2 separate regions of the Homo sapiens genome follow, and region 2 is linked to region 1. The links are chromatin contacts, found by Hi-C or POLR2A ChIA-PET in ENCODE. All regions are on one chromosome and are shown on one strand. Each heading gives the region's core, a stretch centred on a gene start or an enhancer-like site at or near the end of the contact. The rest is flanking DNA. Distances are from core to core; before and after follow the strand shown.

Region 1 (4,652 bases), core at 698-3,197:
AAAAAATTATCGGATGGGCTAAAGGAAAACAGAAGGGTAGAAAGAGGAATAGAATCTGAGCAAGTTATTTGAGAATGGGTGCCAGCAAGATAAGTAGGTAACCTGTTTATCAAGAAATCATTCTACAAAACATAGAATCTACGATACATAGATTCTACAAAACAAGGTCAAATTCAAAAAAGTAATAAAGGCAAATCTCACAGTGATAATTATGCAGGAACAGGCCTCCAGAGCAATCGTTCAAGCAATTTATAGGCAAGGCACAGAAGACAACTACAGATTTAGAACGGACAGTAAGTTAACAATCTTGAAAATGCAAAAGGAAAATAACCAAAGACAAAAGCTGGGAGGTGAAGGAAGAGGAATTGAAGGAAGGGCAGGGGCTAATATATTCATCTCATAAAATGCAGAGGCAAAAGACACAGTATCTATGGTTAATGTAAAACTAAAGAATATACTACCCTAAGTATTCACCATTCTTGCTTAGAGATTGTCCTTAAGTAATAACGAAGCTAACTGTGTACCAGGTACCAGGTACTTACTAAGAATTCTTAGGGGTTATTCATTAACTGTGTAATACAATGTCTAAAGTGATCCATTAAAAAAAGTAAGTAAAAATTTTTAAGCTACAGGGTAACCAACACAGGAACCAATAATGGTGATATAACTACATTAAGAAGGAAAAGAAAACAGAGTTAAGGGGCATAGGGAAAACAGGCTGATGCTTCATGTATCAGCGCAGGAAGTCAAAAGATAACAATGTCTAAAACTGATAAGGCAAGAAACGGAGGCAAAAGTATATTATTTAAAGATATGGAGATCATCCCCAGAGAGCTAAACTGAAAATTTTTAGAATCTGCAAGTGATTCTCTCAGGAAACTGGACTGGGAGAGAAGACTACTGGTTTCATGTATCAAAAAATTCCAGTACTTTTACGTTTTTAACCACATGAATTATTTACTTTGATCATTTCTTTTAAATTTAGTTAATAATTTTTTCAAAAAAAAAGTAGTCGAATCTGTCCTACTACTTCAGACAGGTAAAATTATTTTATATTTTAATGGTTTCCAGAAAATGGTCTAATAATGCAAGGCTGACAAGTCAGCATGTCCAACATTTCTCATTTAATCTTGCATTTGATAAATTAGTATCAAGTGATTCTACAGAATATAGTACTAAGAATACAAAATACTATACAGAGACATGGCCCCTCCTGGCATGTAATGGTAAAACACACTGGTCCAATGGTCAAAAAGCGGTTTACCCATCTGTTCCATGTTTAATATCCATGTACTTTATTTTTCTTTTTAGGAATAGGAAAAACCTTAATAGGCTGTTCACCACAAGAATAGGTTCAAGAGAGAAAATTCCTGGTGAGATTACCAACACTAACCAACCAAAGCCACTGTGATTTCCACACTAGGCTAGAGGTTCAGTATTGGTAATAGTGACAGAGAAAAGCTGATACAGTCTAGAGGGCTGCTGTAGCTGATGGGCTAAGTCCAATGACAGATCTTCCATACTATCCATCCAAGATCAATAACTTATGGTCCAGGAACTCAAGCCAGCCCACAGACACATTCAGTTTAGCCTGCATAATATTGGCCAACTCCATGTTTTTAATTTTGAAAAAGTAGCAACATCTAAAACTGACAGAATTCAGGTAAAACTTCAGACGTCCACCTTCTCTCAATAAATCAGTAAAGGTAACTCCCCTTAAGTGACAGGGCGTCCCAGTTTGCCACACCTAGCCTGTTTCCCTCACTATATTACCAATCTAGCCCTTGTAGACCGTTTGTATCTCTGATCCTTGCTATAAAGGAGATAACATGTTGATATGCCTAAGCCATGCCAAGAGTTTTTGAGGTAGGACTCTTACACTTCGGTAACAACAGGAGATAAATCAGTGACAAGTCGTGGCGCAGCGGTTCCACAGGGGGGTTAGCAGCAGTGATGGACAGCAGCCACTCCTACCTAAAAACTGTTTCGAAATGGCCAGGTATTCTAAAGCAGTGGACTCTTTATTGAGTATTACGTAAAAGCCGCCTATAGAGAAAAAAACACATAAAAATTACCGGGCATGCCTAAATATTAGGAATTTCTGTGCATGCCTATTTAACCACAACGTATTCCCTGCCAACTGCCTTACTTTTAATCAAACTAGAATTGAATGGCAGATAAGAAAAGTGGTAAATGCTAGTGAACAATATCTTAGGAGATAACAACTAACAGCCGGAAATGAAAACTAAAGCACAAAGTCCAATAGCTGACACTGTAACCTACATTTTGAGTAAAATAGTCATCATTTACTTACACTTTAATGTCTCTCCAGCATATGGTATGTGCAGTTTAAATCGGTCACAGTTGGGCCCAGGAGTCAATGATGTGCAGCTTTAAAAAATGCAGAAACAGAAGAAAGAAAAGATTTTTTAAAAACAAACTTTAAAAACCCACATGTTTATGATACTAAACAAAACAGGATCTTTATACAAAACAGATTAAAACACTGGCTTACAGAACAAAATAAAAGCCTTTAATAGTCATGGAAGCCAAGACATGAAGACTCGTCCTAAAACAAATAATTCATTTATTTCACAATAAAACTTACATGTGTTCTAACGACAAACATCAACAGTGTGCTTCAACTACTTTTCTCAAAGAGGCATATCTCGACTTTTAAAATTAGGTATATTATCCAAAACACATGTCTATTCTTATGCCAAGAACTGTAAAATAAGAATAGTTTTATGATCATATTTTAAATATGGACTCTTAGCTTTCATTCTGTTAGTACAAAAAAGAGCCCACTTTTAGCCTTTTTCTGGTACCAGATGGTTTTCTTTCCTTCCACAAAGGTTCAGTGCTTCCTTTAGATTTGGCACACCATAACTTTCATCTGCAGGAAAGCACAATGCATACTCAATTTCAAGTAAAATGCAAATTTAAAAGGTGGGGGGTAGTTATCCAGGTCTCAACAGTTTGGTATTTTCTTTTTGTTTTGTTTTTCAAGACAAGGTCTCACTCTGTAGCCCAGGCTGGAGTGCATTGGTGCAATCTCTGCTCACTGCAGCCTCAATCTCTCAGGCTCAAGCTCCTCCCACTTCAGCTTCCCAAGCAGCTGGGACCACAGGTGCACACCACCACACCTGGCTTTTTTTTTTTTTTTTTTTTAAGAGAGGAGGTCTCACTATGTTACCCAGGGTGGTCTCGAACTCCTGGGCTCAAGTGATCCTCCTCCCACCTAGCCTCCCAAAGTGTCAGGATCACAGGCATGAGCCACTGCACCTGGCCTGGTTTTTTTTTTTTTAATCTATTATTTCACAAAGTTATACAATGTTTCTTGCTCTTCACAGATCTGCTGTACAAGATAATTTTTATCTTAGAAGTCATAAGTTCAACTGCATAACAGCTGCATGGGCTTCATAAGTTAATAAAATATTAATATGAAGTCAATTGAGAAAGTAATATGTCTTCATTTTGTTTTAAAAAGATGAGAGTTTTAATTTACAAACGAAAGCAAGGAGGCTAATTTTCTTTCATAATTCCAAAACTGGCTGTGAAGCAATTCTAAAAAAGAACCTATAAAAGTAATTTAACGGATGGATGCATAGTTGAAATAAATGTACAACTTCCCTACATGGCAACTTGGAAGGGCAAGAGTCATTTAAAAATAAATTCAAAAAATTTTGGCTTTAAGTAACTCAGACCCCACGTTAAAGATTTACTATTACTTTTCCCCAAAACGATTTGAATGTGAAAAAGAACCAGACAGTGGCCAGGCGCAGTGGCTCACACCTATAATCCCAGCACTTTGGGAGGCCAAGGCAGGCAAATCACTGGAGGTCAGGAGTTCAAGACCAGCCTGGCCAACATGGTGAAACCCCATCTTTACTAAAAATTCAAAAATTAGGCCAGGCGCGGTGGCTCACATCTGTAATCCCAGCCCTTTGGGAGGCTGAGGCAGGCGGATCACGAGGTCACGAGATGGAGACCATCCTGGCCAACATGGTGAAACCCTGTCTCCACTAAAAATACAAAAATTAGCTGGGCATGGTGGCACGCACCTGTAGTCTCAGCTACTCACTTGGGAGGCTAACTCAGGCGAATTGCTTGAACACGGGAGGCGGAGGTTGCAGTGAGCCGAGATCCTGCCACTGCACTCCAGCCTGGGCACAGAGCAAGACTCCATCTCAAAAAATAAAAAATAAAAAAATAACCAGGCATGGTGGCAGGCACCTGTAATCCCAGCTACTCAGAAGGCTGAGGCAGGAGAATCGTTTGAACCTGGGAGGTGGAGGCTGCAGTGAGCCAAGACTGCACCACTTTGCTCCAGCCTGGGTGACAGAGTGAGACTCTGTATCAAAAAAGAAAAAAAAAAAAAAAACAGAAACTTTAACAAGGGTATGTTTAACATAAATCACTAAGTTGATTATTCCTCATTATCTTCAGGGGTCAATAAAAATACCAGTTTATAAACTAAACAACTAAGTTGCACCAGTAATTGAATGGTAACAAATTTTTATATTTCACAGGTTTTAAGAATACTTTCTCATTTTCCTTTCAATATAAAAAAAATTTCTCAGAGTACATTTTAGAGGCATCATATTTCCCTTTTAGTGTAATCTTTTCTACCCCACAACACAGTAGTTATT
Region 2 (4,962 bases), core at 923-3,422, 100 kb before region 1:
TGATGAAGTGGCACAGAACTATACACATACATTGTACCAATGTCAATTTCCTGGTTTCTGTATTTTTTTATAGTTACAGAAAATCGAACCACTGGGGGAAACTGAGTGAAGGATACTCAGGATCTCTACTTTGCAACTTCCTATATATCTATAATTATTTCAAAATGAAAATGTTTACAAAATATAAAATAAATACACTTTTAAAAAATGACTCCGAGCATGCAGGCAGAAAAGTCTTCTTCATTCTTAACATTAAGCTTGCATCCCAATATGCATCTGTTTTCACCTGTTTAGAGAAACAGGGGTTTCCTAAACATTATAGTTTTATAATTATTATTACTATTTCTTAAACATTATAAAACCAGCATAGACAAGGACTACAATGTCTAAAAATCATTAAAAGAGATGAGCAAAGCAATAAGGAGAAACAATTTGGTAAAAATACAACGGTAAAGAATTAGACAATAAAGAATGGGTTTTTTTTGGTTAATGTTTACTTTCAAATGTGTGCTTGCTCAAACTTCTAAATGGAGGTTCAGGGGGCAGGGAGAAGAGTGTCTGCATAGGGTGGGGAGAATAGTGTATTTCAAATTCGCAGACTTGTCGGAAGACTGATAGTAAATCAGAGCCCTTTTCCTCTTCTACATGGTAACATTTTCCTCATGCCAGCTGATAGTAAAAGGAAGAAGCATATCAGGTTTTTCAAAGCCTCATACTTTTAGAGCAGGAATGTTTTTAAGAATATAAATGTATGTGGCAGAAAGAAAAATTCAGTGATGACAACAGTAAAGACCATCCTCTCTAACAGATACAGACCTGCATAATGCAAAGGGATTAAATAATCATTCCTAGTCTTAGATTCTTTATAGCAAGCATTTATCAGATGGACTACTTGGACCAGAAAAAACTAAAATACTTGAATTTCCATTCAGATCAGGAAGAACCTATTGATTCTTATAATGTTTCATTTAGAGAATATACTATTTTCATGTTTTAATTAAAAAATATCCATTTATTTCATACAAAAATGTCCTCATGCTGCAAAATGCCACTAAGACATAATAGATGTGTTTTACTGATCAGTAAGCCAGTTGAATATATGCTTACAATTCTATTCCCCATATATGTCATGTCCCTAAGTTTTCCCCAGTCATACAACCCACTGAACATCTCTCTTGAGAGAGCCATCTACGTCCACCTTCCTTCAGGGTCTAGCTCAGTTGGCCAGTAAAGGCTTTCCTTGGTTACTCCCTTCCTCAGTGATTGTCTCTTCTGCTGAATGCTCACACAGCCTGTATATTCCATTTGAGATGTAATCTATCCAGTATTGTTCAAATTCCTCTTTTAGAGATACAGATTAAACCTTCCAAATTGGATTTTAACAGTCTCAGGAGCCAAGGCCATATCTGATCTACTTTATTTTTTTTTAACCCAAAACCTAGCATAGTAGACTTTCCATAAATCTATTAGTCCCATACTGGCTGAGCCCTACTAAAGTGCATCTTGTTAGTTTGGTGCAGCATTCCAGCACACAAAAATAATTTTTAATGTTGATTCTGTAATCTTGCACAATAGCTATCTTTTCAAGCTCTGTGCTAGCAGAAAAAAGAAATGCATACTTTGTATGGGTTCATTCAAGTCCCTAACAAAACCCTTAACAAGACGGGGTCAAAGGAAAAGCCCTGTGACATTCCACGAAACACCTGAGGCTGGTAAGAGTTATACCCAAACTTTTAGGTGGAACGCTTCCACAGATCCCAACAACTAAGAAAGGAGCATAAGTCAGTGGAATCCTAAGAGAGAATGACCAAGTGCCTCGCTGAAAATGAGATCATCTAAGTTTATGATACTACCCTTCCTTAAAGAAGTAAACTAAGTTTGTCATGACAGTTTCCCAGTTACCCAACTATTTTTCCAATTGACTACTGCATTTTTATTTTAATGTTTGCAAATCATCTACTTAAAGATCTGAACTTAATTTCTTTAAAAATCTCCAGGATGTTGTTATTTATAACAGTCTTCTAGGATCTTTCTGCTTCTCTAAAATTTCTCAAAGATAATGTCCCAGAGAGCATATCTGCAAGTTTCTTTAGTACCCTGAAACGGTTTCCTTTAGAGCTTCCAGAAGGCATGCAGCCTTGCCAACCCCTTGATTTTGGCCAAGGGAGACCCATTTTGGACTTCCGCCCTCCAGAACTATGACATAATAAGTCTGTGTTGTCCTAAGCCACCAAGTTTGTGGTAATTTTTACAGCAGCAATAGGAAACTAATACAGTCCCTGATTCAAAAAAATCTTGGCTCAAAATCAAGCTCCTTTCTTTCTGCCAGGGTCCAGTGTTTATCTCCAGACTCTTGGTCTATATTTTTCCTCCATTAGCAGGCTGTCCTTTAATATTCCTGAACCCTCATGCCAAGCTCTAATTTGTTCATCCCTCAAGACTCACTTTTATACCCTGTTTCTTGATCTTCCCTGATTCCAACTCATAGTTTTACTTCTACAGACTCAGCTACCATTTCTACTAGGCCTTCCCTAGGCCTGGTCTGCTGTAAGCTTTGCCTTGTTACAGGATTCTCAGTTTCTTTACTTCACTTGAATCCATAACCATTGCCCTAATGTTTACAAACTACTTAACATCAAATCAAAATAAACTGAGATAAGTGTAGCAGTAGTAGGTTTTGTAAGTAAAGAAAGGAATATCGGTAACATTAAACAGAAAGTTTAAAAAATACTATAAATACAAACTATCTGCTTGAAATGAATTTAAACTTCTACACCTAGATGAACTACAACTCAAGTATTAGCTGAGCCACTGAATAACATTTTGAAAATTATTAGGTAACAAACGGTGCCATAAAACTGGATTATATTCAAATTCACTATTATTATTAAAAAAGGGGGAATGAGACAGGAAGGCAAATTCTAAAAACCAAAGACTGGTTAGTTTGACAGCGATTCCTGTTTTCAGATGAGCCTGTCAGCACTAAAGACAACACATGTTCACCAAGAATTAACCTAACACCCATTTATGTAAGGACAATTAAGTTGATTATTTAATAGGAAAATGCTGGGGATAGAGGCTAAATTAAGTTCAACAAAGTTTTCCTTATGAGCCATATAAACATATTAACATTTCAAAACAATCCATAGTTTAAGTCTGAACCATGCACTGTTGATGGGAATGTAAAATAGTGCAGCCCTTAAGGAAACAGTATGGAAATTCCTCAAAAAATTAAAAATAGGATTATATATAATCTAGCAATCCCACTTGTAGGTATATATCCCAAAGAACTCAAAGCAGAATCTCAAAGAGATAGTTGCACACCTATGTTCAATGTAGCATGATTCACAATAGCCAAGAGGTAGAAGCAACCCAAATGTTCACTGATGGATGAATGGATAAGTAAAATATGGTAAATACACTCAATTGAACACTATGCAGCCTTAAAAAGGAAGGAAATCCTATCACATGCTACAACATTGATGAACCTCAGACATTATGCTAAGTGAAATAAGCAGTCACAAAAAAACAAATACTATACAATTCTACCCATATGAAGTATCTAAAGGAGTCAAAACCATAGAAACATAAAATAGTAAAGTGACTGCCAAGCGCTGGGGGGAGGAGGAATTAGTGTTTAATGGCTTCCTTTGCAAGATGAAAAAGTTCTAGAGATCTGTTGCACAACAATGTGAATATACTTAACACTACTGAACTGCACACTTAAAAATAGTAAAGACGGCAAATGTAGTGTTATGTGTCTTTTACTGAAATATAAATTCAAGACTTTACAAAAGGAAAAAAACCTTGAACTGAACAAACAACTTGATTTGTAATAAGAAAAATTTTAGTCATGCTGATTTGAAGGCATTAATCATGTGTAAAACCTTAAAATCATAACCTTTAAGAAAAAGCCGAAGAGGCCAGGCATGGTGGCTCACATCTATAATCCCAGCACTTTGGGAGGCCAAGGCGGGTAGATCACCTGAGGTCATGAATTCAAGACCAGCCTGACCAATATAGTGAAATCCCGTCTCTACTAAAAATACAAAAATTAGCCGGGCGTGGTGGCATGCACTTGTAGTCCCAGCTACTCAGGAGGCTGAGAGAGGAGAATTGCTTGAACCCAGGAGGCGGAGGTTGCAGTGAGCCGAGAGTACGCCACTGCACTCCAGCCTGGGCCACAGAGTGAGACTTCGTCTCAAAAAAAGAAAAAAAAGAAAAAGAAAAAGCTGAAGAATAAAAGCCGGAGTGTTATTTAGCCTAAAAAAGACAGGGAAACCTAAAAGAATTAGCAGAGAAGAGCACCTAAACTTTTTCTGTGCTTAATGAGAGTTTATTCATTCATTCATTCATTCAAAAACGTTTATGGAATACCAATGAAGTGGAAGACACTGTTCCAGGCGTTTGTGATTTACCAGTGAACAAAACAAAGATCCCTGCCCTCATGAGATTTTACATTCCAATGAAGACAGACACACAATAAACATAATCAATAAGTATGGTAGGCTCCCTCTAAGTGGCTCCCAGCGGTCTCTGGTATTCACATTCCTATGTAATTCTGCGTGTGGGTGGCGGGGAGGGGCGGGGGGTGTAGGTGTGTTGGGAGGGTGGGATATTGGACCTAACAAATAGAATACAGCAAAAGTGATGGGCTGTCACTTTCAAGATTAGGTTATAAAAGACTATGACTTCTATCTTGCTCACACACTCCTTCTTGCTCTCCCCTACTTGCTTGCTCTGAATCTTGTGCACTGCCCTGTAGAGAGGCAAGGAGTTGAAGGCGGCCTCCAGACAACAGCCAGCACTGAACTGAGGCCCTCCATTCGATGGCCCATGAGGAACTGAACTACGCCAACTATTAAATGCATGCATTTATAATGACTCCATCTCCAGTCGAGCCTTGAGATGACCAGAGCCCTAGCCAACACTTCAAGCACAGCCTGTGAGAGACCCTGAGAC

Evidence for each region. A loop is a pair of places that touch in the nucleus more often than their neighbours do. ChIA-PET counts read pairs that join two places held with the same protein, here RNA polymerase II (POLR2A).
Region 2: a loop to region 1 is called in a map of astrocyte of the cerebellum, with 2.8 times the contacts of the local background. The contact joins two enhancer-like sites. A Hi-C loop is called at or near these places in 1 of 168 maps with a recorded cell type or tissue (astrocyte of the cerebellum). POLR2A ChIA-PET finds 5 or more read pairs at or near these places in 4 of 52 experiments (Caco-2, WTC11, activated CD4-positive, alpha-beta T cell and 1 more).

The regions. Positions count from the first base shown.
Region 1 is chr2:27,927,571-27,932,222 of GRCh38, reverse strand. It overlaps BABAM2 (BRISC and BRCA1 A complex member 2), which reads right to left. Exons shown (of 12, transcript NM_199191.3): 3 at 2,315-2,391. Among named protein-coding and RNA genes, the nearest start is that of BABAM2-AS1, 39 kb to the right of the region's middle. Within about 2 kb of position 1,947, at least 2 of the 41 ENCODE cell types and tissues checked have a DNase peak (open chromatin) inside an H3K27ac peak, as active enhancers do.
Region 2 is chr2:28,028,026-28,032,987 of GRCh38, reverse strand. All of the region lies in intron 5 of BABAM2 (BRISC and BRCA1 A complex member 2), which reads right to left. Among named protein-coding and RNA genes, the nearest start is that of MIR4263, 34 kb to the right of the region's middle. Within about 2 kb of position 2,172, at least 2 of the 41 ENCODE cell types and tissues checked have a DNase peak (open chromatin) inside an H3K27ac peak, as active enhancers do.